Regions from separate parts of the Homo sapiens genome. Here region 1 is linked to region 2. Evidence: chromatin loops called from intact Hi-C (ENCODE). Cell type or tissue: PC-3. All regions are shown on one strand. Links, peaks and the distances in the headings refer to the core of each region. The heading gives the core; the rest is flanking DNA.

Region 1 (16,213 bases), core at 4,759-12,758, 510 kb before region 2:
CTTATTTCAAAATAGCTAAAGGTTAAGAATTTGAATGTTCCCAACCCAAAAAAAGATAATTGAGGTGATGGATAAGTCCACTATCATTATTTAATAATTACACATTGTATGCATTTATCAAAATATCACTTGTGCCACTATTATACATTCATTTAAAAAAATAAACATGAGTCATAATTTTAGTTGGAAAAAACAAATAGAGATTTGGAGATAAAAATAATAGTAACATCAATAATAGCAACAATGGGCAAAAATGATGGCTTAGTTACCACCATAGGCAAGATATTACTATTGTAAGGCCTTGAATTGAATAGTCGGAGTCTCTAAGTCTCAATTTGACAGGTTCCTGGATGGCAGATCTTGTATCAGGCCTCACAACCTGAACCGTGGCTGGGGGCCAACTCAGCAGGAGCAAGCGAGATCAAGAATCTAGGGGGATTTATGAACCAGGTTTCAACACCACATGGTACTTCTCAAGCGTTTCTGTATATTACAACCCCCTGGAAAACTTCAGCAAACCCCAAACCCAAATCTCATACCACACCCATTAAATCCAGATATCTCAGGGATGAGATTTGGCATCGGTAGCTTCTATATATAGCTTTCCAGGTGACTGCAATGTGCAGTGAAGAATGACAAACCCAGTGCTGAGACCAGGTAAGGTCCTCAGACCAGCAGCATCAACTGGCCTGGGAGCACGTTGGAAAGGCAGCATCTCCCCGACCCACTGGATTAGAATCTGTATCTTAATACAATCCCCAGGCAATTTTTATGCACAGTAAAAGCTGAGACGCTCTGCTTCCAACAACTATGAAAGGTAGGAGGAAGTAGTTGCCATAATTCATGGAATTACATTTTCACTAAAAGTGAAGGCAGAGTTTCACTTATTTATTTCTCTATTATTCAGTTAACTGAGCTAAAATATTGGCTATGCCCACACAATAAGAATATATCTGAATTGAAGTCAGCATTTATCCATGCATCCAACAAACGTTTAAGTCAATGCCATGCATCTGGCACTATATAAGGCATTATAGAATTTTGGTTTCCAATGAATAAAAAAATAGACATCATATGCCCAGCATATAAGATGTTAATCATTGCATACATTGCATGTTGCTGAGCTGAAATGGTCTATTTTGTTTATTCACAACAATCAATTCTTGATATTTAGCTATGTCAACATATAGCTCCTGAAAATATCACTAGGATTCATCTTAGTCAAATTTCTATTTATCTATTTCAGAAATGTGTAGTTTTTGTGGAAGGACAGACACCAGCACATCACAGAGGGATACATACATAGGTAAAAAGATCACAAAGACCCACGTTAGATGATAATGGGGAAAGGAAAGAGAGTTGAGCATACAGTCAGTGCCTAACACTTAACATAGCTATAGCACATTGTTTATCGTGAACAAATGCCTTAATCATTCTCCTTATGTTGTATGTGCTCATGCCAGAACCCCTTTTAACTTCACTTAAAGAGCTGGCTATTGTGTTCTGCTCTTAAATTGGCTGTTTCAGGAAAAGGAGCTGATGCAGAAGCATCGCATTGGAGTTTCTGCCTTGCCCTAATTTCCACATGGATGAGGGTCACAGCACATGCAGGCAGATGGCACATATCATGGAATAAGACAGCATCCCACACAGCTGACTGTTGGCTGAAGAGCAGGCGTATGTCATCAGGTTTCGCAGTTCATTCTCCGTTAGGGGCACCCAGCCAAAGCACACTGGGAAATGCATTCACCCATCCAGACAGAGTCCGCCATGGGTTATGGTCTTCACTTAATTCCCAAGAAGATGTTTATGGCCTGGTGATGATTGTACTCAAGAACACAGTGATGTTATACTTAAGTTACAAACACAAATGCTTTTGCTAAAATGATTATTTCCATTGATGAGGTGGCTAACTGAATGAAATTAGAGATAAGAAATAATAGACTTAAGGTATTAGTATAACCAAAGAAGAATGTGTCAGCGAGGAGGGCTAGCAACCATAGTTTAATAAACTCTTCCCATTCAAAACTGGAATATGACACAGTTATTTATAATTATGGTTTCAAAGATGTGTAAGTTACAGGAAGGGCTTCCAAATAGAGATAAGAAAAACTCAGGACATAGAAATGTAAATACAGTATAATTTCCATATACAGTGTATTTGGTGGGGGGGGGGTGAAACGAAATGACAATTTAAAATATGAAATCGTTTTATTTGGATCAAAGGGAACAAATAAAGGGGGAGGATTATTAGAAAAATAAGCAATTTTATTTTCTTAATGGTTTTTTAGTTTTCGAGTCTTTACATGTTACTTTTTATGATGAGAAAAAATACATTTTCAATTTTGAAAGTGGAGAAGGTTTGCTGAACCACAGAGGAAGTAGTACCATGCCTAATGCCAAAAATCATTTGACTCAAACTAAATCCCTTTGTGCATCCCCTTCTGATAATTCACTTCCTGTGCAGCCTCAAGGGAGATCCAGGTGGGTCAGAGCTTGGTCTGCCCATCAGCTAGATTTTCCATTGAGAGAGAGAAGTTGAGAGTCAGGAGACTGAAACTCCTCCTGCCACTGAGTTTCAGATGATTTTTTTTTTTTTTTTTGCCAAAATTTTTTATTTGAGCACATGCAAATTTCTGAAGAATTACAAATGTGTAATTTATTTACATGACTTATTTTTGACAGATATTTATTTTTAAGTAGAAAAATCACAAGTCTATATATGGATGAGGATAATTTATAAACCTAATACCATAAAATTTACGTCTTCAGAAATACTCATCTCAAGAATATCTCTTTAAAAATACATGTAACATTTTAATACAGAATAAAATACAGAACGCCAAGGTGAATTTTTAATGATAGGTTTACACAGTTGTGTGATAGCTTCTGTTGACATAAGGTTTACACAGTTGTGTGATAGCTTCTGTTGACACAGGAAACACTACTACATACTCAGAAACATACGTCTATTACTTCCCATTTTCACAATAGCAACCAGGTTTAATATTATTTCCCCTGTTTACAGACACGGAAACTCAGGTTAAAAAAAAAAAAAATCTATCCAGTGCTAAGTAGCCAATAAATGGCAAAGACTGAACTTGAACCCATATCTAATTAACTTTAAATCATGTGCATTTTCTACTCAACCACTCTCCACTTGGCTACTTAATGCATTCTTCTAGTTAATTTTAGCATCACAGGACAGAAAAAAATACCTTTAAAAAAGACATTTAGAGTGTGTGTGTGTATACATACATACATACATACATATATATATATATATATATGCTTTCACTTAAGTTGCAAATCATAGCATGCTCCAGTAGTATAAGGAAACTGTTCATAGGTCTAAAACATGGTCTTAAACATATTTTTAAGTGTTAATGTTTAAAGTAACTCTTTAACCGTACAGAAAGAAAAGTGAACACACCTCTGGAACCACCACCCAGATCAGTGATGATCCTTGCCTCATACTGCTGTACAGCAAAAATAATCACTGCCGTAGATGTGTTTTGGCTGTCTTTTGATCTTTATACACACAGAATCATATATTTTATTTTCTACTGTGTCTATCTTCTTGCTATTTTGTGTATTAAGAGGTCATCCAATTGCTTTGCTTTATCTTATTGTATAAATGTACTACAATTTATTTGGTATTGCCACCACTGATGAGCATTTAGAGTTTCCAGTTTTAGACTATTATAAATAATGCTGCTATAAATACATGTGAGCATTTTCATTAATGTACCTAGGAGTCAAGTTGCTGAGTCTTAAGGATGTATATATTTGGCTTTAATAGGCACTGCCAAACTGTTCTTCAAAGTGATTGCTGACAACACCACAAGCAGTTACAGTTGCTCCACATCCTCACCAACACTTAGTATTGTCCTTTTCATTTTAACCAATCTGAAGGATATAGAAGTATCAAAGTGTTTTTCAGTGTGCATGTTTTTGATGACCCTGGTAGCCAGAATAATGTCCCCACCTTCAAAGATGTTCACCTTTTCATCCCCAGAATCTGTGAAGATTTTATCCAATTTGGTACTAATTGCCAAATGGAATGCTGTTACTATTTATATGTTTTACTGATTTTAATCAGTTTAACTCACCCAATTGTTTTGGGTTTAGGTATGCTATATTAGTATTTACAACCTGTTTATCCTATCCACTTAATACAATTTTTATCTCTTTTCTTGTCCTGTTTTGACAACAGAGAGCCTGGGTAGTTTTCTACAAATTCTCCTCTGCAAGTTATGAACTCAAATTTCTCTGTCTCTACCACCATGCAAATACTGGGAGACAAAAAAAAAAAAAAAAAAAAAAAAATCCCTGTTTTACTCTCCAGCTGTTCTGTGCCTGGTTTCTTAGACTTCTGCCCTGAGCAGCTTAATCAGCAAATAACTGAAGGCAAAACCGGCACCATGTATTGACTTTATTTCCTTGTGCTTTTCTCCTCTCTGGGATTTTAATTTCTCATTCCCGAGTATCATAGCAAAATTCAATTCCAGGTTTTTGCTCCCAAACTCCAAGAGGTTGCAGTAAGTTCAGATGCTCGTTCTGACTCTTGGTAGCCACTCTCAACCTGAGTTCTGGGAGTTCTTGGTTTCTTACCCTGCATCAGCAATCAGCAAATCACACTATGGGGAAAACAGGATGCAGCAAACTTGCCTCACAAAAACGGGCTTCCCTGCTCTTGGTAACAGCCCTTCTAGCACTGACCAGTCAGCACTGAGAGTTTTACACATCTTTTAAAATTGCATCTAACGTTTCTAGATGTTCTCAGTGGGAACGCTGGTCAACAAGCTATTCCTTTATAACTAAAATAGTAATTTTACCTTTCAGATGAAGAACATTAACACTTCCTATCCTGTACTCTTTCACATACACTCCCTGGAAAACTGCCAACTTCTTAAAAAAAAAAAAAAGCAACAAAATGGTGTAGACAGGTAAAAACCTTTCACATTCACATCCTAACATAATAACAGTAGTATCTTCCAAATGATGCAGTGAAATAAAATGTCATCTGATGGGATTTTCGTCTTTTCTAAAATTGAGAAGCCACTGCCTTAAAATAAACTGCCTGAAGAGATGCTGATCCCTTCTTTTCTATTGTTTTTCCTTCTTATCCTATATTCTCACAGGTAAAACGACCAGTGACTCAACGCATTGTTGATTAGAGGACCTAGATTATTTCCTTATTCTTAATTACTGAGTAAAATATTTTCACATGAATTTTTTCTCTATTAATGTAATCTGTATAATAATGTGTTTGATTTCTAATATAAAATAAGTAACACTCTACATCAATCAATTTGATGAGACTCCTGAATTTAGCTGTATTTAATCATGGCATAGGTATAATATAAATCTTTTTACATTGACAGCTATCTTTAAGAGCTTGTCAGTAAAATTTATGAGGTTAATTTATGAATATATGAATTCATTAGTTTAAATCAGAGTGTTCTCATTAGGAAAGAAATTCATATGGTGATTCTTTTTTATTTTCTAAAGGACAATGATTTGTATTTACATAATATTTTAGTAAAGATTTGACATCACATCAAAAATTAAAATGCACTCACCTGTTGACCAAGCAAGTCTACTAATATGAATTTACAGATATTACCACTCATTGGGTAAAGACTTACATACTAGAATGCTTATTGTAGCTTTATTTATAAATCAAAAGTTTGGAAATATCCTAAAGAGACTGGTTAAATACATGATATTATATGTAATCAGTGAATCACTGTGCAGATTGAGGTAATTTATATATAATAATATGAGCAATCACCAAAATGTTGGTAAAGAAAACAAAACGAAAATGGAATTAAATGCAAAGGAAGCATAAGATGAGGATGTTCCCTGGAAAAATACAAGAACATGAATAAATCCTGTCTCTTCCCTCACTCTATGCCCTCAGTAAAGAGTTAGTTTTCAAAATTTTGTCCTTTTTTACCATACAGACAAGATGCATTTTCACTAAAAATATTCTACTAAATCAAAAAAGAACCTCATCATGTTGACACTTGCAGCTCCAGTTCATTCCTTTTAAATTCTTGCATGGTGTACTATGTTTTATCGAAAAAAAAAAAAAACTTAAACCTTCCCCTACTGATGGACATATAGATTGTTTCTACAAAGGCAGAATTGCAAACATAACAATCCCATGAAACCTTAATAACATAAGATGCTGCTTAAAATTAATAAACTTTTGTATTAAAAAAGGTATGTACTTTAGAATTAGTAATGTCCTCCGGTGACAACTTGTATGGCCTGAACAAGTTACTAATATCTGAGTTCAATTTGTCATAAATAAATAGAGGAGAAAAATGTAAAAAGGAATTACTTTAAATATAATTAAGGAATATTTATATTATGGGTGTATAGTAAACATTACATAATGCAAACAACTGAGTTAAATATTACATTTTCCAAATTTTAAGCCATTGAGCTTCTTCACATATTTGAAATGGGGGAATATATGTTATTTCAAAACTGATCTACCTAGGCATTTATTTTTTAAAACTGAGCTTAACAAATTTTAAAAAGCTACCCTAATTTTTACCTGAAGATTATAGAAAAGAGTAATTTGTTTCAAAATTATGTGTATTACAAAAAGCTACAAATGATAAAAACAAGTAGTATTGTTTTTTAATCAATGAGTTACATTTTACAGATTTCAGTATACAGAAAAATTGGGCAGAGTATACAGACAGTCCCATATGTCACCCCCCATACACATCTCCCTTGTTGTCATCTCACTACATTTGTTACAACCGATGAATCAATATTGACAGATTATGATTAACTGAATTCCCTCATTCACATTAGGGTTCACTCTTTGCATTGTGCAGTTCTATGGGTTTTGACAAATGCCCATCGTCATGGGTCCACCATTACAGTATCATACAGAATAATTTCACTGTCATAAACATCCTTTGTGCTCCACCTGTCAATCCCTCTTCTCCCTCCAAATCCACGATAACCACTGATTTGTTTACTCTCTATACTGCTGCCTTTTCCAGAAAGTCAGGTAGTTGTAATCATGCAGTACATAGCCATTTCAGATTGGCTTCTTTCACTTAGCCATATGCATTTAATGTTTATCTGTGTCTTTTCGCAGCTTGATAACTCATTTCTTTTGAGCCCTAAATAATATTCCATTGTATAGATATACAAAAGTTTGTTTATTCATTCACCTATTGTAGGACATCTTGGTTGCTTCCAAGTTTTAGCAAATATAAATAAGCCTGCTATAACACCCACATGCAGGTTTTTGTGTGAGTATAAATTTTTAATTTATTTGAGAACATACCAAGAAGACTGATTGCTAGTTAATATGGTAAAAATGTTTAGTTGTGTATGAAACTCTCAAATCATATTTCAAAATAGCTGAACCATTTTGCATTCTCCCTAGCAGTGAATAAGAGTCCCTGTTTATTCACATCCTTGCCAGCATTTGCTGTTGTCATTGTTTCCAATCTTAGGCATACTAATAGGTGTGTGGTGGTATCTCATTATCGTTTTAATTTATGTTTCCCTACAACATGCAATGTTGAGTATCTTTTCATCTGCTTATTTGTCATCTTAATATTTTCTTTGGTGAGGAGTCTTTTCAGACCTTTTGCCCATTTTTAAATTTGTACTGTTTGTCTTTGTTGTTGAGTTTTAAGAGCTCTTTTTACATTTTGGATAAAAGTCCCTTATCAGACATATGTTTTGTAAATATTTCCCCCAACCTATGTTTTATTTCTTCATTCTCTTAACAGCACAGTTTTTAAATGTTAAATAAATAGTATACCACCAGTTATACTATTAACTAACTTTGTTACTTTCCTTTTCATCCCACCATGTGGGAACTGTCAATCTTCACTGTTTATGCAGATATGCAGATTCTCATACACAGATTTTTACATCTTGAGTCATACCTCTGTAGATTAAAACATCAAGAAGCATATGAATATGGAATTCAGCAAGAGCTGTATTCTGTTTGGTTTTCAATGCTATGTGATAAAATTTATATAATCTTTTTTTAAGATGTACTGGCTATGCAGTTGTGTTTTCTCCAGTTATATTTTATTTTGTTTAAAATGATTGAATCAGATATTTTCTTTGCCACACATGTACAATTAAGTCCTGGGTTGTAGAGTTAATTATTTCATATAAATTACCTTTCATGAGAGGCATATTTAGTGAATGCTACATATACTTACCTTTATTCAATCCTCTTTATGTGCAAATAAAGGTTTTCAAGTAAGTGGTAAGTTGAACAGTCACAGAAAATAAAAACAGTGTATCCTGGAAAATTATTTTTTAAATGTCATGGCCACCTTGAATGATAATTAAAAGGAAAGCTACAATATAACTGAGATAGTACAGGGTATTCAACTTTGTATATAAGAGACTTTCTGTCTTTTAGGAAACTATATTTTGTGGTGTGCTGTGTCCTGCAGTCTATACCAAAAAAGGTGACCCTAACTAAGCATCGTGATTCAAATACAGGTTAGGCCCTGGCCCCTACCCGTCAGCTTGCCATCCAAAATGATAATGCTACATGGACTGTTATCAATACTTGTAAGTTACTTTGGCCAATAAATTATAGAACTTAAAGAACTACAGATTTTAAAAAATACTTGAAAAGGCACTCTGGATTTTAAGCAGATTAAATTTGCCCTGCTGATTCTCCCATTTTCAAAATGAGTATTTTAAAAGTTGCCTGTTAAGTCAAAGATCGGAGTTTTTGTCCCTGGTGGCATATCCTACACTGTCATTAATGATATAGTTTCGATTTATCTGATAAGGTAAAGTCATTACAGATGCCCCCCAAGTCGATAGTGCCTGTCTAGGAAGGTCACCTGACAGAACCAGGGTACCCCTGGCCACCCGGACCTGGCCTGAAGGGGGCGAGCGATGAGGCTGCGCCACCTAGTGGCTGCGACTTCGAGTCTCCTCTAGCAAAATCAGATGTTCTTGGCCAACGTTGCCATTTGAACGGTAATCTCTGCAACCATTAAAAAAAAAAAAAAGGAACAAATTAACAGCATTTGCAGTGACCTGGATGAGACTGGAGACTATTATTCTAAGTGAAGTAACTCGGGAAGGGAAAACCAAACATCGTATGTTCTCACTGATAGGTGGGAGCTAAGTTAGGAGGACACAAAGGCATAAGAATGATACAATGGGCTTTGGTGACTTGGGGAGAAGAAGAGAGGGGAAAGGGAAAAAAACTGCAAATATGGTGTGGTGTATACTGCCCGGGTGATGGGTACACCAAAATCTCACAAATTACTACTAAAGAACTTACTCGTGTAACCAAATGCTACCTGTACCCCAATAACTTATGAAAAAATAAAAATAAAAAATAAAGAAAGAGATCATGTCTTTTGCCAGAATATGAATGGAGCTGGAGACTATTTCATCCTTAGCAAACTAACACAGGAACAGAAAACCAAATATATCATGCCTCACTTGTAAGTGGGGGCTAAATGATAACAGCTTATGAACACAGAGAAGGAAATAAGAGACACTGGCGTCTACTTGACGGGGGAGGGTGGGAGGAGGGAGAGGAGCAGAAAAGATAACTACTAGATACTGGGCTTAGTACCTGGGTGATAAAATAATCTGTACAACAAACCCCTGTGACATGTGTTTACCTATGTAACAAACCTGCACATGCACCCTCAAACCTTAAACAAAGGTTAAAAAAATAAAGAATTATAAATTCATTGCTTTATTTGATTTGTTTAATGATGAGATAAAAGGAAAATGAGTTACTGTGCCTGCTTCATATGTGGAGAGAGAGTAAGACCTTGCTGAGAGCCACATGGTACATAACCTCTGGCCTTTGACATTTAGTCCCGGGCTGTTTCTGTTCTGTATTCTTTACTTGCACGGAGCAATAGTCAGGAAGCAATGACCATAGGTCATGCCAGGGATGCTTTAAAACTCTGTGCTTTTCTAATTACACAACGTCGAAATGTCAGGCCACAAAACTCAATTTTTTGTTACCTTATTTGAATAAATATCTGAGATTTTCATCAGTATTTTGATGTCCTAGAGACTTGAGTTGCCTCTTTTTGTGAGGGTTGGGAGTTCTCTGAAATAAGCAAAACTATGTTTGAAAGTATTAAGATCATAATGCTGTTGCAATAATGAAAACCTCTACTGATACATGTATTAAATGAATATTTTAAAACTAGCCTGTTCCACAGGATGGAGTATTAATTAGTTTTGAAATGGAGCAGACATTTCAGCTTACTTAACTCTTCTCAGCAAATAAAACTGATGTCCCACCCACACCTTCACCTTCCAGGACTTCCCGCTGTCTCTGAACTCAGCTTGTTATGTGAGGTTCCTAAGGAACCATTCCACAAAACTGTTTGCAATATACACTTGAGGATTACTACAGTTCAAGTATTGAGATCTAGTCTAATTAAAATAAGACATCAGAATAGAGGGAAGGATGGAAAGAAGTAAGGAGGCATCTTACTCTCTGATGTTCAGTTCTTCAACCAGGACTCTAGAGACTGCTCTTTGCGAATATATCAAAGCTAATTTTAAACTTGAAAGTTTTCCATTTTAATGAATGTGAGATCATAAACTAGAAGACTTAAAAAATCTTTATAGATATAAACATGTTTAACTCTATAAATAACTTTATTATGCTTTGCTGAAGAAAATACTTATGATGCAGAACTGACTTCAATTTCTAGCTTTAGCACTAAAAAAAGACGGAGTACTCTTCTGTTACTTGGACTGGGACTTTGGACAATTCACTTAAGCTTTTGGTCCACAGTTTAATCAATGCAATGGGGAGATTGGATTACCTAAGGATTTAACTCTGTCCCATTTAAATTTCTGTGATTCTGAGTTGTGTGCAATTACACTGCTCTATTTGTCATTCTGGCCTTTGTTATTAAGATTGTTTAAAAGGTCATTATGTGCTTAATGACTTTTAACATATTTAAATGTTATTATTAGAGAAATAGTTATGGTTCTTCAAAGTTGAAGATAACTAAATATAATATTGTTTTAAATTTTAAGCTTTCTTTAACATATACACAATACATAGCCAAAGTCCCTTCTCCTATGAAATTCAACATATTTACAACTTTTGGAAATTCATGATTGGACATCTTTGAGTGGCATTATTTTGCACACAGAAGTCAGCCTCCCTAGCCCCAAAGGATGGTGCCCATCCCACATGTAAAATGAATCCAATCCCATCCTAATATCCCCCAAATCTCAAACCATTACAGCATGAACTCAAAATCCTAAGACTCGTCAGCTCAGAACTCCCAAATTTCATCATCTAACTCATTAGGCATTGTTCGGATATAGGCATGGGCTGTTTCAACTGCAACATTCCAGGAGTGAGATTTTACTTCCATTTTATTCTGCCTGCCCCTGTGCCAACAAACTAATCATCCTTATGTTATCAGTAAAGGCCTTTCTCCTTGGAATTACTTTTAGATTATCTCTTTTCACAATATGGAAACATCAATGATTAGAAGCATTGTGCCATTTGGTGCCTCAAATTGCTGGAATCTGAATTTATCCACAGTCTCTTCTATGTTCTAAGTTGCTATTATTTATTTTTCATAACTTCTGCCAAAAATGTTTCAACAAAGATACACGGGGGTTGAAGGACACTTCATTCATAAACAATGGCAGAAAAGATGGTAAAACACTCCTGGTATCTTTATGTGTTGCTTTTAGTTTTAGACTACCATGAACAAAAATGAACATTTTTAAGTATTTGTAAGAACATGACATTCGAAGGAAAAACAATCTATGCTTTATTTTACCACATTAAATTAGATTAAACACATTAAATTTGTATATTAAGTTGTGTATTTTCATGTTAGTCCAATAACAAACGAATTCTCTCATATTCTGTTTGTTTTATCGTAGGGGGAGAAGGAAATTGGGAGTTACCCTACAGGGACCAAATTCACTGAAAGTTTCCTGACTGTTGAAAGAGAAAATTAGGTAATAGAATTATCTGCCTACTTTTACACTGAGGAATCATTTATTTTAGTCCCTAGTCATCTAACACCAATAAATATAATCAAGCCTCTGCTGTTCTTAGCAGAGAGGTATTTTTTTTTTTATTATAAAATAGTGTGGAGAAATGTTGGCATCTGTCAGCAATGTCACTAGCTCTAGTTTTTTGTTTTTCATTTCAATGCATTTGACCTCTTCATATAGATAGGCCATCCCTGAATAGAATATATTCTCTCTACTTCTACCACGGTGCACAAAAAGAACAGGAATCTATGAGAGATGACCTTCATGACTCTAGATCCCAAAAGACCACCTCAGCTGCCCAATTAGAAACAACTCCAGAGCTATTTTTGAGGTCAAAATTACTTGACTCTCATAGGGCTCCCCATCTCACACCACACACACAATAACAGAAAGAAATGGTAAATAAAAATAAAAAGTTTAAGCAAGTAAACTCCTATCTAACAAAGGTAAGGAAAAATACAACAACAAAGTCCTCAAAAATATCTTCTTTCATTTGCAACTCAGAAAACAGCATTAAAGAAAAAACTCAAGCAATTATTTGATTTTCCAAGTTATTTTGTTTCAAAAAATTAGTGACTAATAAATCAAAACCCAAATCCATCAGAAGGAAGGAAATAATGAAGATCAGAGCAGAACTAAATGGAATTGAAACAAAAATATATAAAAGATAAATGACACAAAAAGCTGGTTCTTTAGAAAGATAAATAAAATTGACAGACCATTAGTGAGATTATCCAAGAAAAAAAGAGAGAAGATCCAAATAAGCTAAATTAGAAATGAAATGGAAGATATTATAACTGACACCACAGAAATACAAGATTATTCAAGGCTACTGTAAACACCTTTATGTGCATAAGCTATTAGATTAGTGAAAAAGTAACTGTAGTTTTTGCATTACTTTTAATGGCAAAAGTAGGCGCTTAGCAATGCCATTACTTTTAATGGCGAAAACTGCGATAACTTTTGCACAGTAGAAAACCTAGAGGAGACGGATAAATTCCCAGAAATGTACAACCCTCCTAGATTAAGCCAGGAATATATAGAATCTCTGAACAGATCAATAACAAGCAGTGAAATCGAAATGGTAATAAAAAAAATTGGTCAACAAAACAAAGCCCAGGGCCAGGTGGATTCACAGCTGAGTTCTATCAGACATTCAAAGAGTTTGTACTAATCCTATTGACACTATTCCCAAAGGCAGAGAAACAGGGAATCCTCCCTAAATCATTCTATGAAGCCAGTATCACCCTAATACCAAAACCAGGGAAGGACATAACAAAAAAAAAAGAAAACTACAGACTAATATCCCTGAAAAACATAGATGTAAAAATCCTCAATAAAATACTAGCAAAATGAGTTCAACTGCATATCAAAAAGGTAATCTACCAAGATCAAGTAGGTTTCATACCAGGGCTGCAGGAATGGTTTAACACACCTAAGTCAATAAATGTGATACACCACCTAAATGGAATTAAAAACAAAAATCACATGATCATCTCAACAGACGTAGAAAAAGCATTTGACAAAATCCAGCATCCCTTAATGATTAAAACCCTCAGCCAAATCGGTATAGAAGGGACATACCTTAAGGTAATAAGAGTCATCTACGACAAACCCACAGCCAACATTATACTGAATGGGGAAAAGTTGAAATCACTCCCCCTAAGAACTGGAACAAGACAAGGATGCCTACTTTCACCACTTCTACTCAGCATAGTACTGGAAGTCCTAGCCAGAGCAATCAGACAAGAGATAAAAATAAAGGGGATGCAAATCGGTAAAGAGGAAGTCAAACTGTCGCTCTTTGCTGATAATATCATTGTGTACCTAGAAAACCCTAAAGACTCATCCAAAAAGCTCCTAGAACTGGTAAATGAATTCAGATTCAGCAAAGTTTCAGGATACAAAATTAATGTACACAAATCAGTAACACTGTTAATCACCAACAGTGACCAAATTGAGAACCAAAATCAAGAATTCAACCCCTTTCCAAATAGCTGCAAAAAATAAAATAAAGTACTTAGGAATATACCTAACCAAGGACGTAAAAGACCTCTACAAGGAAAACTACAAAACACTGCTGAAAGAAATCATAGACAACACAAACAAATGGAAACACATCCCATGCTCATGGATGGCTAGAAATTAATATTGTGAAAATGACCATACTGCCAAAAGAAATCTACAAATTCAAAGCAATTCCCATCAAAATACCATGATGATTCTTCACAGAACTAGAAAAAATAATCCTAAAATTCACATGGAACCAGAAAAACAGCCTACATAACCAAAGCAAGACTAAGAAAAAAAAAATTGTGGAGGCATCACATTACCTGATTTCAAACTATACTATAAGGCCATAGTCACCAAAACAGCATGGTACTGTTATAAAAATAGTCACATATACTAATGGAACAGAATAGAGAACCCAGAAATAAAGCCAAATACTTATAGCCAACCAATCTTCCACAAAGCAAACAAAAACATAAAGTGGGGAAAGGACACCCTATTCAACAAATGGTCCTCGGATAATTGGCTAGCCACATGTAAAATAATAAAACTGGATCCTCATCTCTCACCTTATACAAAGATCAACTCAAGACGGATCAAAGACTTAAATCTAAGACCTGAAATCATAAAGATTCTAGAAGGTAACTTTGGAAAATCCCTTCTAGACATTGACTTAGGCAAAGGCTTCATGACCAACAATCTAAAGGCAAATGCAAAAAAAAAAAAGATAAATAGATGGGACTTAACAAAACTAAAAAGCTTCTACACAGAAAAAGAAATAATCAGCAGAGTTAACAGGACCACAGAGTGGGAAAAAATCTTCACAATCTATACATCTGACAAAGAACTAATATCCAGAATCTACAAAGAACTCAAAATAATCAGCAAGAAAACCACAAACAATCCCATCAAAAAGTGAGCTAAGAACATGAATAGACAATTCCCCAAAAAACATATACAAATCATCAACAAACATATGGAAAAATGCTCAACATCACTAAAGATCAGGGAAATGCAAATCGAAACCACAATGCGATACCACCTCACTTCTGCAAGAATGGCCATAATCAAAAAAATCAAAAAATAATAGATGTTGGCATGGATGCAGTAAAAAGGAACATTTTTACAATGCTGGTGGGAATGTAAACTGGTACAGCCACTATGGAAAACAATAGGGGGATTCCTTAAAGAACTAAAAGTAGATCTACCTTTTGATCCAGCAATCCCACTACTGGGTATCTACCTAGAGGAAAAGAAGTCATTATATGAAAAAGATACTTGCACAAGCATGTTTATAGCAGCACAATTTGCAATTGCAAAAATATAGGACCAGCCCAAATGTCTATCAATCAATGAGTGGATAAAGAAAATGTTATACACACCATGGAATACTACTCAGCCATAAAAAGGAACAAAATAATGGCATTCGTAGCAACCTAGATGGAATCGGAGACTACTATTCTAAGTGAAGTAACTCAGGAATGGAAAACCAAACATTGTATTTTCTCACTCATATGTGGGAGCTAAGCTATGAGAACACAAAGGCATAAGAATGATACATTGGACTTTGAGGACTGTGTGGGGGTGTGGGGTTGGGGGAAGGGTTGAGGGTGGTGAGGGCTAAAAGACTACACATTGGGTACAATGTACACTGCTCAGGTGATGGGTGCACCAAAATCTCAGAAATCACAGCTAAAGAACTTATTCATGCAACCAAACAATACCTGTTCGCCAAAAACCTATTGAAATAAAAAAAAAATTAAACAAAAATTTAAGTTACATTTTCAGTTTCAAACTTTTTCCTGAGCCCCAGACCCATGTATCCAGTTTACTTCTGTGTGTATATAGAGAGAGAGAGAGTGAAATTATACAGGTACTACAAATATTTCTTAAAACTAAGCTAATTACTTATTTCCCCCTAACCAGGTATGCCATCATCAAATAGCAGCTATTTAGAAAGTAACCTGTTCAACTATTTTCTTGCTGGTATTCTAAGTATTTGTGCATATGTTTGCACGGGTGTGTGTCTTTCTGTGTGTGTGGATGCATTCATACATGTGTGGATTTGGGGAACAAACAGCCTGATCAATAATCATAAAGAGAAAAGAAAGTTTACAGTGGAAGTTTTGGGGAGAGGATCACATGTATTGAGTATGACTTTAACGCT
Region 2 (16,213 bases), core at 3,695-11,694:
CTCCATCTATTCAGCCAACCAGTATTGGGGTCATTGTCCACCCTCCATCCTCCATCTATTCAGTCATCCAGGACTGGGGTCATTGTGCATCCCCCATCCTCCATCTATTCAGTCATCAAGAGCTTCTCACTTGGCACTGGGGCTACTGAACCAGTGACTGAGAAGCTCTTAAGTGTAATTAGATCCTATTTGTCAAAGACGTGAAAAGCAACCACAACAAGAGCAAAAAATGACATCTTTACCTATTTACTAATGTCTTTAATCATTTATTTATATCAGCCTAACTCATGGATATTTATTTTCTATCTTGTTTTATAATGCAATACTACTTTATAGATTTTGTTGCTCAAATTGTACCAGCTTTGATTATTGGGAGCTTTTTGGGGTGCCTCTTGTGTGCTTTGGCTAGCTCACCACTGTGGGGTTTCAATGGTTGTTTACTGTTTGTTTGTTTCAAGCACTTCCATACTTTCTGGCACTACAAGATGCCCAGGCTCATCTTATGTAGTCCCTGCCCCAGTCCTAGAATCAGTCATTTCTCCAAGGGGCCCTGCTTTATTTGATTAAAGAAATTTTTTAGAAACCAACGTCTGAGACTAGCTAGGTTCATCGCTATGGGGGGTGTCATTTCTTTTAGGCTCTCTCAGCTGACAGAGCAAAGAAATATATGTGTATATACTAGTTATGCATACACATATATCTATAAATACTTCTAAATGTAAACACCTGTATTTATATTAAACCAAACTGAGTTTTTTCTGATAACTCTAACTCTTGCAACATGGATCATTGTAGCCTCCTCTCCCTGCTTCTCTGCAAATTCCCACTCTATTCATGAAAGATTCCCACCACCCACTATCCATATACTTAACTGTTCGTGTACACATGTACAGCAGTATCTGAATTGTTAACCTGTACCTCCATCGGAAACAATTTTATCAACTAGAATACTAAACTTACGTGCAGTTTCTTATGCGTTTAGAATTACAGTTTCTACTCACATCCATCTTTCTTCTACCTTACGCCTTTAATGAGGCTGGCTATATATTCATTTATTTGTAATACACCTAGATTTTCTTGTTGCAATCTATAGTCTTTCCTAGGATCCCCTTACTTCCTAAATGACTTTCTAAATTTATATACAGTAAAGTTTACTTTTTATACCATAAATTTCTATGGGTTCTGACAATACATAATGTTATGTATCTTCCATTATAGTATCATTATCCAGAATCATTTCATCACCCTAAAAGTGCCTTGGGTTCCACCTATTCAATCCCCTTGCCTCCTGCTGAAGCCATGGAAACCACTGATCTTTCTACTATCTCTACAGTTTTCCCTTTTAGAATGTCATATAATTGAAATTATGCAGTATGTAGCTTTTCCTGACTTTTTTTTTCACTTAGCAATAGGCACTTAAGTTTCCTCTATGTCTTTCTGTGGACTGATAGCCCATTTCCTTTTATCAAGGGATAATATTCCATTGTATGGATGTAGCACAGTTTGTTTATCCATTCCTATATTGAATAAGAACATCTTGATTGCTTTCAGTTCTGGCAACTATGAACAAAGCTATTATAAATTCTGTACAATGTTTTAGGTGGACATAAGTTTTCAACTCAGGTAAATACCTATGAGTGTAATTGCTAGATTGTATAGTAAGACTATGTTTAGGTGTAAGAAACTGTCAGTCTTCCAAAGTGGCTGTACAATTTTGCATTCCTACCAGCAATGAATGAGAGTTTCTCTTGTTCCACATTCTTTCCAGCATTTGGTATTAAATATAATCTGCAATAAAATAATTTATTCCAGTTACCATATTTTTTCAGTAGAAGATTTTCTTTGAATTTGTTTTAATACATTCTAATTCTTCAGTGAAATTCTCTTTGCTGTCACCAATTTTCTTGAAGCTAATAGTCACAGTTATTTTAAAGACTGAGCCTAACAAGTCTAATATCCGGATCACCTGTAGTTTGACTTCTATGGTTTGTTTGCTTCTCTGGGTCTTGATATATCTGGAAATTAATGATTAAATATTGGATTGTGAGTATAAATAATTGTAAAATATCTGGGTGAGCACTTTGTTTTCGACAAGCAGTTAGAATAGAGAACTGAGTTCTGAAACATGGATCCACTTCTCCATCTGGGCATGATTTTCTTTTCTCTCTAGTCTATGGGTACAAGAGTATAACTCCAGATCTGAAACTGATTTTGAACTTGAAAAGTCATAGTCGATTTCTGGTTTCCACATTTCTGACGATGTAGTCCTTCGGGCATACAGGCATCTCAAATGAGTGTCTAGGATGTTGAGTAGGGCATCCAAGTTTATTTCCCTAGCCTTGTGAAGCTTACAAAAGCCCTGCTTCCCCTCAACCTCTAAGCTGAATTTTCTTTCTCTCACTGTCTAGACAGTGAAGAAACCCTCAAGTGGAAAAGTGACTCTGATTTTCAAATTCGACTTTTCTAAAACTTCTTTCTCTTTTGGAATTGGCCTCTCAAATCCTCACTGCTTTAATAGCCTGAATTTCAATTTTAGTCTCCCGGTGCTGTGAGATAGCCAAAATCTCTGCTTAGTCACTGGCTTCCTGCTTAGATTTTGCCTTGGTTTCTCAGCCTCTTGTCCAGCTTCATTTAAAAATCACTAAAGTGTTTCAAGGGATTTTGAAGGAGTATGAGACGCCAGACTCAGCTCAATAATTTTACTTTCAGCAATCTTTGCCCTCCAAGATTTGGCTACCATGGGTGCTTTCCATGGATAGGGTGGTAGCTTAGAGAATGTTGTTTTACATGTAGCTTAGAGAATGTCATAATAAAGGATGGTTTGTTTTCCATATAGAATTTCCTATGTCCTCAATTTGCTGATTGCGTCCTTTGGTTGCCATTTAACTTGCTCCTCTACTCCCCACGTAACCAGGAAATTGGAAGTTAGATATAGAAGTTTGATTATATTCAAGCTTTCGACAAGAATAATTCAGAGTATTCAGGTGATTTTTGATTATTCTTCTCTTTAAGATGTTTTATATTGATCAGCAGGCCCAGGTGTGGTCATTGCAACATATTTTTTAGTGAAAAAAGACATTGTCAAAGACATATCCTAGATGATCCATACTGTGATTTGCATATAATAACTGACTGTCCTCAGGTGATATCACTGAATGCTTCTGATGCCTTTTTGTTCTTATTATATTTTACTTTTAGTTATAGTTGCGTTTTTATTCAGAGAGTTTTAAAGGAAATATAAATTTATCTGATAATATTCAATTACTGTTAGAGAAACGGTGCTTGCTGTCAAAGAACTATCATAAAGAGAAAGAAAAGAATGGCACCATTTAACAAGATGACATAGAAGTCACCACAAGAACTCTAACCCTGACATTAAATTTAAACAGTGGCTCTTGAAGGGGTGGTACTACCCTTGGTGCCATCAACTGAAGAATGACAAGGTTCATAGATTTGGAAAGGAGAGCTTTATTTCCCATAAGAGGTTGCAGCCTGGGCCAGGTGTGGTGGCTCATATCTGTAATCTCCATGCTTTGGGAGGCTGAGGTAGTACGATCCCTTTAGCTCAACAGTTCAATGTTACAATGTGCTTTTATTGTGCAGCTGCACGCCAGCCTGGGCAGCAGAGTGAGACCCTGTCTGGATATGAAAAACAAAGGTTGCAGCCTGCAGGGTGGCCATTTTCACAGGCTGGGAAGCATAGCCTCTGGTCAGAAGCCAAAAACAGGTATTCTGAGGGAGGGGAAAAAGAAACAGGAGTTTATGCTGAGCAGGGTGTCTCAGTATACATATTTAATAAGCTATAGGAGGAGGCATGAATGTTTATGAGAGGAGAAACGTACATAGGCACAACTGAGCTTCATGCCCCATGAGCTGCATGTACAAAAAATGGCAATCTTAACATGATCTGAGCATGAAGTTTTCGATCCTCTGACATCAAAAGGTGAAGCAGAGGACACAAAAACCCTCACCATGCATCCTCCATAGATTGGCCAGAGCCACTTTGTGGTCTGTGATCTCTTATCAGAAAGGACTGCTGGTCAGTTGCTGTGAAAAACTGAAAAAAAGAGGAGTGCCATCAGGTGGTTGGTTTAAATCAGCGGTGGAATCTTTTGAAAGGGCTGTTTGCTGTTTAGACCTTAGGGAAGAAAGCCTAATGGCAATTAACAGGGGATTGGACGTTAATGCAGTGTGGATTTGTGTCTCTACTCAAATCTCATGTTGAATTGGAAGAGGGAACTGGTGGGAGACAATTGGATCATGGGGGTGAATTTTCCCCTTGCTGTTCTCATGACAGCGAGTTCTCACAAGATCTGATGGTTTAAAAGCATGTGGCACTTCCCACTTCACTCTCTCTCTCCCCTGACACCATGTGAACAAGGTGCTTGCTTCCCCTTCACCTTCCACCATGATTGTAAGTTTCCTGAGGGCTCCTATTCATGCTTCCTGTTAAGCCTGCAGAACTGTGCATCCATTAAACCTCTTTTCTTTATAAATTACCCAGTCTCAGGTAGTTCTTTATGGCAGTGCAAGAACGGACTAATACAGGCATAATGTATGTTCAACGTTCCATCAAGTCATGGCAGAAAAGTCAGTTTTTAACTTTCTCTGGGGTACCCTTGGACAAAAAGAGACACATTCAGTCAGTTGGGGGGCTTACAATTTCATTTTCATTTCTCAGTGGGTATTTTGCAAATTTGTGGAATTGTTTTGTCAAAATAAATGGAGGTGCTACTGACATTTTGTGGACAGGCATTAAGACTTCTAGAAGTCCTGCAACACACAGCAAAGGCTGCCAATGAACCTGCCTTTGCAAAATTATGATGGTAACATAAATCTGAGGTAGTTGACTCCATCTTGCTTCTAACCTCCAAAGCTGTTCTTGGTCATTCTTAGGGGTAGGCCAAGCTAACTTTGGGAGAAATTTAGTTGATAGTTTAACCTTAAAGCGAGGATAATAATTAAAAGTCCAAAAAGTTAGGGTTATCAGAGGGGCCTGAATTCTGCCACTATGTAGCAGAATGTATGTAGGCATAGTTAAATGATAACCAGCCATTGTTCCAGAGGTTGCAAGATTTGTAACACCCCCACTTACGTCTGCAGATAACACCACTGACGTAAGACCTAAGATTAGCTTTTTGAGGTGTCTTTTCAGATGCTGGTATTCCTGACAACTAGCTAACCCCACCTGGACTCATGGCTCATGACTCAACTGGTCCTGGGACTCTACCCAGAGGTGGACTCAGGGCACAAGGACCATTTTCCACACCCTCATGATTGCATCCTCAACCAATCAGCAGCACTCATTCCCTAGTCCCCTGCCCACCAAACTATCCTTGGAAAACCTTAACCTCTGAGCCTTCAGGGAGAGTAATATGAGTAATAACTCTGTCTCCTGCAAGTCCTAGCTGGACTTGCACAAATTAAACTTTTTCTTTACTGCAATGCCATGGCCTCAGTGAATTGGCTTTGCCTTGCAGTGTGCAGGAAGAACCTGCAGACAATTACAACAACAAGAAGACATTTTAGTATCTCTTCAAGTGTAGCTGCTCTGAGGACTAGCATGTCAAAATGGATGGTACCTTATTATATATCACTTTCCAACTTTTCCTTCAATATACAGTTAAGGCACTCATACTGATTTTTAAAAGTTATATATGTAGGCAGTTCATATTATCTTTAAATTTCATTCCACAGATGACAGAAAGCACGTTTTATTATTGGCTGGGTGTGGTGGCTCACGCCTGTAATCTCAACACTTTGGGAGGCCAAAGTGGGTGGATCACCAGGTCAAGAGATCGAGACCATCCAGGCCAACATAGTGAAGCCCTGTCTTTACTAAAAATACAAAAATTAGCCAGGCGTGGTGGCAGGCCCCTGTAATCCCAGCTACTTGGGAGGCTGAGGCAGGAGAATCGCATGAACCCAGGAGGCAGAAGTTGCAGTGAGCCGAGATCGCGCCACTGCACTCCAGCCTGGCGACAGAGTGAGACTTTATCTCAAAAAATAAAATAAAATAAAATATTTATTATTAACAGGGAGCATTGAGTCTGCCAAGATTAAGAGCCAACTGTTCTGGGTGAGAGGATTTGGGCCTTACTCTCTATTATTTACTGTTCCTACCTTCCTCCTGAAGCTCATTTAATAGATAGTTTCTCCTGAGCTCACTGATCTTCCTACCTGTGCTACATATGGACAGATCTCCTATGCTTGAGTGTGCTTTAATTTTTCTTCTAGTCTATAGGTAAGAAAGGGGACTACCTCTTGGTCTTGAGAGTGGCCTGCAGAGCATATCTGAGCTTATTCTTTATTTTGTAAACTGTGAATTTTATCACCTTGCTATTCTTTTCATATATCGTGCAGCTGTTTACTCTCTCTCCAAAGTTAGGAAAAGAATCTCTGCTTGATTTTCACTTATCCAGCCTCCCTGTTGGCCCACAGCTGCTAAAAAACAAGGTGAGTGGTGCTTAAGTTCAGGCTTGATAAACCACAACTGAGCTGGACTTTGCACCACTTCACCCTCTACAGCAGTCACTGAATTCCTGCTGGGAGGAAAGTACTATGTGAAGTATTAGTAGATAAGGCTGGGAGGTGCAGAAAGTTAACTCATATGTGGCCTCACCTCTCAAAGGAATTTATAATCTAGCTGGGAAAAAAATGTTACGCCACAGAGTTAACAATGCAAGAGAAGGCTTTGTTGCACTGGTTTTAAAACCTATGCTGTTATTTATACAAGACCCTCAGACACTCTCCTGCCCCTATGTCCCTGCCCTCACATGCTGCTTTTCCTTTGGTCAATATTGACATTAGTCCAGTGACCAATATTGAAAGGGGACAGGGAGAGATGAGCTGCCTCCAGGTTTAGAAAACAAGATAAACAAATACGAAGAAGGAACTGAAGTAAGAACTGTATTCAGAGAATAGCAAGTACTTCAGGGTGAGAATAAAGTTGCAGGGAGAGAGGACACTGGGAGATTTGTCAGTAAATACATTTTAAAAATGGAAGAAAAGGCAATCTTTAAATGTCTTTACTCCTCCTAATGTTCACACAAAGAAAAAAGTATGAGTATGAATATTCCGTAAACTCTAACATCTTCCCCAGTAGTGGGGTTCTGTTATTTAGTCACAGTGCAGATCCAGCTAAGAGGAGGCAATCAGCTTGAAGTTAGATAGAGCCCGTGGAACTCAGGGACACAATAAAGATAGTTTTGAATTAAGTTTAACATTCAGGTCTCTTTTCTAAAAACTAGTATTTTTCCTAATACTTTTAATTTTAATCCCTTACATTTCCAACAGTTAAGCAACACTAGAACCAGACTGTCTGGTTTCAACTCCCACCTACTTCACCTAGTAGCTGTGAAAACCCGGGCAAAGTCCCTGCCTCAATTTTCTTGTCTGTAAAATGGGCACAGTCATAATATCAACACAAAGCGTGCTGTGCGCAATGATATGTATTAGGTACTTAGAATGGAAGTATGGAATTAGTCCTCAGTAAAAGTCCTATCGTTATGACTTAGTGCCCTATATTATCCCCATTCTGAAAAGTTATTTTATCTTTAACATAGATATACATTTCCTTTTACATTAAAGAGTGGAAAAACTCAGTCACATGAAAAAAGAGAGCGCAGCCTTGGCACAGATTTTTTTTTTAAGTGGCAATTCTGTGCTTTCGTGATACATGCTGCCACCTGCTGGACCCATCAGGAATTGTTCCCATCGCGGGATGTGATTAACATTGCTGTGTTGTTTGACATAATTTTATATTTACGCAAAATAAAGAAAGCTAAATATATTATTCAAATCGTTCAAAGAATAGCCATCTGAGCAATTTCTGTCACTAGGTGGCACTATTAATAACTGCATGTGATCTTAAGACCCTTGGAAAAGCTACATAGTCGGCTGCAAGACCCCAGTGTGATGAGGAGCTTCACGGCTTTTAGGATAATGACCATAGACACTCGCTTAGTTACAAATCCACACTTCAGGGGGCATCATAATGAAACTAGAATGTGAAATAAACGCAGCATTTAAAAGATCGGTTTTCTTTTAAATTAAAAGGAATTTAAATTATTGATATCGTAAACCATTTCTTATTTAGAAAGGCTTTAGTATAAAATTTTTAAAAATGAATAAAAGAGTAGCTGACACTGAGATTTTAAAAATTAATAATCTCAGAATACTAAGGAAAAATATAAAATGTATTTTAAAAATCTTTCATTAGTTCGCCTTAGTTATCAGACTTATGTTTCAGAGTGTGGGATTCTATAGTGGGAGACATGTTTTTGTTAGATAATATTTCTAAGCTTGGATCCAAAGTCAGAGATAAAAATGCATATGACAGCTCAGAAGATAATGTGGTCGAATTTTATAAAAGATGCATAGAAGACGTAACTCTGCGTGATTTAAGAGTACTTAACTCCAAATAGGATCTTAGGACATACGAGATCTCTCATAAGATGAGTACTTAAAGACGTTGAAGTGCCCGTCCCCTGAAGGGGGAAAATCACGAGTGGTGGGGGTTAGGACACATTTATAAGTGTCATTTATGACAGTGATTAGCTCAAATCTCTTAATAACCACTAGATTACTAAATGCTGGACTCTGTCTGGAAGGAACACTAGGCCAAGAACACCAGATGGGAAAATATGGAGTTCCCTCTAGTTGTAGTGTTAAAGCGTTGTGTGTCTGAGCACACTTCAGCCCCACTGAGGGACTGCGCTGCATCAGGCTCATGTACTGAGTGTCAAGGACCCCACTGAGAGTGATATGAAAGCTACAAAGCTCTTTCCGGAAGAATCCTGATATCCATCACACACACGCACACACACACATGCACTCACACTCACACACACAGTCACATACACACACAGACCCACTCACACACACACTGAAACACACTGTCTCAGACACAGACACACACACATACACACACAGACCCCCCCCACACACACACACATACACACTGACACGGTCACATACACACACAGACCCACTCACACTTACAGACTCATACACATACACATACACGCACACATTTACGTACACAGGCACACTCACACAAACACACTAACACTCACACACAGAGACCTACTCACACATACTCACACACACATTCTCACACACTCACACACATGCACACACACACCCACCATTACCAGAGCCCTGAATCTCTTTCTTGGGCCCCTTTAAGGTAAACAATCCATGAACCATATCACATCTACAGAACTTTCAAATGCTGAAGTTCAAGTGGTAAATTCAGTCTTAAGAAAAAAAATCATGAAGGAATTTGGGAATCAATTAATTATACATTATTTCAAAAATGTTAAGAAAATGAACCCAGGTCATAGTTAATACATGCTTATTAATGCACTTAAGAGTCTCAAGATATGACTTCCGGTTAACTATCTGAATTTATTCTTCTTTGAGCTAGGGAATGAATTCTTCAAAAACAGTTTTAAAATTTCTGTCTTATATATTACAGAATATTCTAACCTAAGACTAGTCTAAAGTGCCATTACTCATAAAAAAGAGAATTTATTTGTATTTTCTACATGCAATATAATCACTATAGAATATTATTTTAACATTTGCTTTTTAAACTATTGTCAAATTTATGTATATGATATAATATTCATTTTTGGATATAAGTAGAAATCTAAATCAATCCAATAATCAATCATTTTGGCTATTTATCAAGTCTTGAAATCTAAGCAGAGAAGTATAGAATTTATTTTATAAGTGTTAGGAAAATGCAGAGAAATATCATGAAAAATAAATATTTAGGGTGATTTATCTGGTAGTGATATGCAAACTGCCAACTGCCCGTGAGGCACTTTTAAAACCCTGGCTTTACTAACGCAGGAACGGAAAACCGAATACCACATGTTCTTACTTATAAGTGGGAGTTAAATAATGCAAACTCATGGACACATAGAGGGAAACAACACACAGTGGGGTCTAATGGAGGGTGGAGGGTGAGAAGAGGGAGAGGATCAAGACAACTAATGGATACTAGGTTTAATACCCGGGTGATGAAATAGTCTGTACAACAAAACCCCATGACACACGTTTATGTATGTAACAAACCTGCACATGTACCCGTGAACTTAAAATAAAAGTTTTAAATAAATAAATAAATACCTGGTGTATTAGTTCTCACGCTGCTATGAAGAAATGCCCAGACTGTGTAATTTATAAAGGAAAGAGGTTTAATTGACTCACAGTTCCACGTGGCTCGGGAGGCCTCAGGAAACTTACAGTCATGGCAGGAGGGGAAGCAAACACGTCCCTCTTCACATGATGGCAGGAAGAAGTGCAGAGTGAAGGCTGGGGAAAGCCCCTTATAAAACCATCAGCTCTTGTGAGAACTCACTCATTATCATGAGAACAGCAGCATGGGGGTAACGGCCTTCATGATTAAATTACCTCCCACCAAATCCCTCCCATGACCTGTGGGGATTATGGGAACTACAATTCAAGATGAGATTTGGGTGGAGACACACCCAAGCCGTATCACCTGGCTTTGAGGTGACTCCACAGCAGGGAAGGAGGTTTCTGGGGCAGCGGGAAGGAAAGAAGCAAGGAGGAGGAAACAGAAGGGGAGAATACACACGGTCTTGGCAATTGAGAAGCTGGATGACAATTTAAAATAGCTGCATGTATTCCCCACAACAAGGGATGGGGGTCCCACTGGAATACAGGACACTTTCAAAAGATCAAGTTGATCAAGTTTTCCCACAATCTGCCTTTAAAAACAGGCAGGCTTGAATGCCCAGAACATGGAAAATCACAATAAAATGCATGTGAAAAGTAAATAAAGGCGATTGTGGGTGTCCCACCTTTTACAGAGTAACGGCGCTTCCTTTAGTTTCTATGCCCCTTGTCCCGCTTCCTCGGAGCACAGCACACTGCCTTACAGCGTGCGTCTCTGTGGGAGGCTTATCACGTGCTCCCTCGTCATCTCCCTAAGGAAGGACTGGTTAAATAGCATGCGACCCAGAGCTGGGCCACCCAGAAGCTTGCCTTCTCCTTCACAGCCATTCTCATATAATGGTCCAGATTTGGTGTTTGACTCTTGTCCCCACGTTTGTCTGAACTCTTTACAATACCTGAAAGCTTCAACCTCCTTGTGTCCATGAAAACGGGCATAGAAGACTCGGATGGCTGTCGGAAGAATCAGGCGTCACAGTAATAGAAAGCACTTAGCCCTTAGCTGCTGGAGAAACCGGGCTCAGGCACATGACCTTACCTATAGCCACACCTGCACATTCAGGTTTCCAGCTGAGAAAAGAGGAGGAAGGAAAGATGGAAACCGAGCAAGAGCACAGTGACAGAACCTTAGAGCTAGCGGGAGAGTCCAGAAAGTAAACAGTACACAAAGAAGCGCACTGCTTAGCTTTCGAGGCGAAGGAATCTGCCTTAGGAAGCGAGTAATGTTCCCAGAATTACAACACACATCTGAATTCTTCCAACCCAAGGCTCTTGCCACTGAAAAGGGAAGAAGAAAGTGAGATGAGGGAAACTTAAAAAAGAGGAGATGAGGCCGGGCGCGGTGGCCCACGCCTGTATTCCCAGCACTCTGGGAGGCCGAGGCGGGTGGATCACAAGGTCAGGAGATCGAGACCATCCTGGCGAACACGATGAAACCCCGTCTCTACTAAAAATACAAAAAATTAGCCGGGCGCGGTGGCGGGCGCCTGTAGTCCCAGCTACTCGGGAGGCTGAGTAGTTCCAAGGCTTCTCAGCAGTATAAGGAAAGGTCTTTCTATACACATTAATTTTAACTCTGACAACAGCTCTGCAAGGGAGGGATTACAGTTGAGCAAACTCAAGCTCAGATACTTTAATACCCTATTGGAAGTCAGATAATTTGCAAACTGCTGAGTCAGGCCAGTAATCTAGGTATGCCTGGTACCAATAGATCCTATATGATATCTATCCCCATAGACAATAGCTGAAACTCTGCAGGATAGGGTCGAGCATCTCCTTTTTTAATTCACTAATATTTTAACTTCACTGAAGAAGAGAACCTAATATTATTATAGTAGCCAACTAATTTGAATTTGTCAGAAAGAAGATGTTACGTAAATATCAAACAGGGTGATTTCTTACAATAAATCTAGTTGATTTGTTCTTCTGTTTGACACTGTGTCCTTGTACTTAGTTTCCATTTTTTAGTATCTATATGGGGAGAACAACTGATAAAATACCAAGTGACTTTTTTCCTGACTTGTTAATGCAAATAATCAATGTTCTTAGCAACAACAACATGATAACTGATTTCCAGGTATAAAACTTCTGAATAGCTTATGCTTTCCATGACTTCACTGGAATAGGTTTCTGATGATAAAGATTGCCATTTCTTTGTGATCTTTCTCTCAATATCCCTTAGCCCCCCATCCCCAAGAAGTAAAGGCCCATATAGGGTCCTACCGGCCAGCCTTCTGTCTTTTGCCATCGTGAATACAAATCCAAATGGAACCATATGTTCATACATCCATCTTTCCTGCCTCAAAAGATAAAATCCATGCAATGACACAATGTTAAAATTCAAATTAAAAAGTGCACTGTGAGATCCAAGATTTCTCCACGCTAGCAGAGTTGACGTTTTGTTTTGAGGCCCTCTTGCCCTTAACATTTTTATGACAAATAATCATTTTCTACTTGTTACCAAAACCTTGCTTTGAATCTTTATGTAACCATGAACAGCATCACTTCTCCAAGACAGAAGAAGACAAGAAGCAGAACAACTGATAATGTTCTAGATTGGCCCTACCTTATGGGGCATTGCAGAGAGATTACTATTATCAGTCATTAGGTTCAGCCAGCTTTGTGCTCTTCCTTTACTGAGTCATTCTCTAACATCACTGGGGAATCACTCCCTCTCTGGAGAACACACTCCTTGACAATGATGGCATCGCAATTTCTTCTCACTTCCAAACTGAAAAAGAAACGAGTCCCTTTACAAGCAAAGACTCTTGACACATTTTTTTGTTGTTGTTGCTTCTGTAACTCAAGAAGTTTTCTTGTCCATGACAAAGTATGAAATAAGGACTGGGCGCAGTGGCTCATGCCTGTAATCCTAGCACTTCGGGAGGCTGAGGCAGGCGGATCACTTGAGGTCAGGAGTTTGAGACCAGCCTGGCCAACATGGTGAAATCCCGTCTCTACTAAAAGTACAGGAAAAAAATAATAACCGGACATAGTGTCACGTGCCTGTAGTCCCAGCTACTTGGGAGGCTGAGGCAGGAGAATCGCTTGAACCCGGGAGGCAGAGGTTGCAGTGGGCAGTGATCGTACCACTGCACTCCAGTATGGGTGACAGAGCAAGACTCCGTCTCAAATAAACAAAAAAAAAGTATGAAATAATACAATTAATAACAATATGGGAGTAGACGAACATATGGAAACAACTTCTCTTTACAGTAAAGCAGCTATTTGAAAGTGAAATGCATTGTTCTCTTAACTTGCACTGCAAAACTGGAGGCATGAATAGGATGTCCTGAGTTCAAGTTCTAGTTTTTAATGCAAGTTATCCAAACGTTTAATTTTTCTTTTTTGCATCTCCCTCCTGTCAAAATGCATCCAGGCTCAATCCCCGAACACTGACTTCTTACAGGATCTTATCCAAAATCCTAGTGTTGAATACTATCTATGTCTATGTGTTGCTGACTTCAAAATTCACATTTCTGTCTAAACTCCAAATTCTATGATCACCTTCTTAGTCGACATCTCCCTTTAGGTTTCCGATAAACATCTACAACTTAATATATCAAAACAAGTTTTCTGAATCTGAACATTCAATGAATATTCGATAATATTAGGAAATAATAGTTCATTTCTTGGAGATGACAGTATTGTGCTTGTTTTAAAAATATTTCCTATAATATAAAATAAATGATAAAAGTAAATCATTCAAAGTCTGAGATTTGCTTAAATAGCCCCATGGTGGTGGTGCTGGTGTGGAAGGGAGAGGAAGGAGAATCAAATTAAAGTACAGACGAAACAAGAATCTCAGGGACTTGATGCTTACTATTTCTGGGTGATGATTTTGTGGAAAGTTTTTGTACTGTTCTTTCTAATTTTGCTTATGTTTACATTTTTCCCTAATTAAAAAAAAACAGCCCCCTCCCCTTCTGAATAAAGGCATCATCATTAACTCAGCTGCTGTGAATCAAAATCTTGGAATCATTGTTGCCCGATCTTTTCTCTCACAGGTGCACAGACTCTGAGTTAAGAGTGTGTCAGGCATGTCTGGGGAACAGCAAAAAGGCTGAAGTGCTGTAGCCATTGGAAGTGGGGTCAGAGAGATGTCCAAATGATTTCTACACAGGGCCTAAGAGGCCACAGTAAGCATTTGTGTTTTATTTTGCATTTTACTCTGTGTATGCTACAAAAATTACTGGACAATTTTGATGAGAAATGCAAAACACTGAGATTTACATTTGACTAACATCGCCACGAGTGGTGTTTGAATAATAGATGATAAGGGGCCAAGAATGGGAGAGGAAAGGCAACCAGAAGCAATTTCACTAGTACAGGTGGGTGGTGGTCATTCAAAACAGTGCTTCAGTGGAAGTAAGGGGGACTTGATTTCAAAGGTATGGCTGACATGATTTTCTTTATATATATATATATTTTTATTATACTTGAAGTTCTAGGGTACACGTGCACAACGTGCAGGTTTGTTACATATGTATACATGTGCCATGTTGGTGTGCTGCACCCATTAGCTCGTCATTTACATGATTTTCTAATGTATGACTAAGTGTAAATTGACAGTACTGGATTAAAAATTGTCCTGTAGCCCTAAAATGCCATGGATGTCCCCAGTCCTGTAAGATGCGGGGATTGTATGCACCGTTGCTTCTGTGCCTTCCAGGAGTCACCTTCTTGCAGTGTACATGGCAGAAAGAGCACAGCCTTCAGAGTCAGAGAAGATAGGCTAGAATTGGTGTGGGTCATGCAGTGTGCCCCACAGAGCCACATGAAAATGAAAGGGAACAGCGTGAAAATCTGTGTCCAATGCAACATAGCAAGGGGCCTTAACGAAAACCCCCCTTTCCTCTCCAAAATGCCTGCCCCTTACAAGGGGCACTCTCCTGTGTCACTGCCCTGCCATGAGATGTCAGCCTTCCTTCCTCACATGTTCTTTGACTCCATGCATAAGATTTCCACAATGGAACCTCCCTTTCTTGCCCTCTAGGCTGCATGTTTTTGTAGATGAGAGCTCGGTTTCCAAATCAGAGTTTGCAGAGGGGTGACCCTTACGTGGGGACTAAATTGATAATGTCTTTAGTTTAAAATTTCAGGCCTTTATTACCTGATTTTATCATATCTAGGTCAGGTTTTCTCATATAGTGTCAGTCTTGCCTTGACATTTTGATGAAACTTCTAAATTCAGAATCAATAACATACAATAAAGCTTTTATCTGTGCATATGTAAATAATTTATATTTCTCTGTATTTTTCCCTCATTTCTTCCTTCTTGGTAAGCATTAATTACTGTTTTGCAATCTCATGTATATCTAGATAAGCAAAAAAAGGGGTAGGAGAAACTGAGTTAACAATTCATATTTTCATAAAATATTGACTGATTGCTACCTTCATCTTACTAATATTGGATACATATCATTTGGCGGTGAGCACCACAGAATTTTTCTTGGGAAAGTTCAGTCTCTTTTTAGCTTATCACTCAATATCTCATTGAAGAGATATTTAGGTAAAATTAGCTAAAAATCCTTAAGTTATTAATGTAATGTCAGCGAAGTTTTGGAAATTATGCAGGTTAGACAGCTGACTTCCACCCATGCACAATGACATCTAGCTAGATCCTCAAAATCTAGTACGAAAAAGGACAAACGGATGTTTACACAGGATAGCGACAAAGATAATAGAATGAGCACACCAATAAAATCCACCACACCAAAGGTAAAGAATTTTTTTCCGGGGCAGGTGCGGTGACTCACACTTGTAATCCCAGCTCTTTGGGAGGCTGAGGCGGGCGGATCACGAGGGCAGGAGATCGAGACCATCCTGGCTAACAAGGTGAAACCCCATCTCTACTAAAAATACAAAAAATTACCTGGGAGTGGTGGTGGGTGCCTGTAGTCCAAGCTACTTGGGAGACTGAGGCAGGAGAATGGCGTGAACCTGAGAGGCAGAGCTTGCAGTGAGCCGAGATTGCGCCACTGCCCTCTAGCCTGGGCGACAG

What was found. Hi-C counts contacts between places; a loop is a spot of excess contacts. Peaks named below come from ENCODE experiments on the same cell type or tissue, not always from the same donor. Only the 100,000 strongest peaks of a DNase experiment are listed, where the experiment ranks them.
Region 1: a loop joins it to region 2, with 2.9 times the contacts of the local background. A loop is called at or near these places in 6 of 110 quality-filtered maps.

Annotation. Positions count from the first base shown.
Region 1 is chr13:107,641,377-107,657,589 of GRCh38, forward strand. The region is part of intron 1 of NALF1 (NALCN channel auxiliary factor 1); the gene reads right to left. Among named protein-coding and RNA genes, the nearest start is that of MIR1267, 120 kb to the left of the region's middle. RefSeq lists an enhancer at 15,134-15,303. In PC-3, for the core only: CTCF peaks have their summits at 8,914 (motif pointing left) and 9,115; no DNase peak of the experiment used is centred there.
Region 2 is chr13:108,147,996-108,164,208 of GRCh38, forward strand. No RefSeq gene overlaps it. Among named protein-coding and RNA genes, the nearest start is that of LIG4, 59 kb to the right of the region's middle. In PC-3, for the core only: CTCF peaks have their summits at 7,706 (motif pointing left) and 7,907; a DNase peak (open chromatin) is centred at 7,706.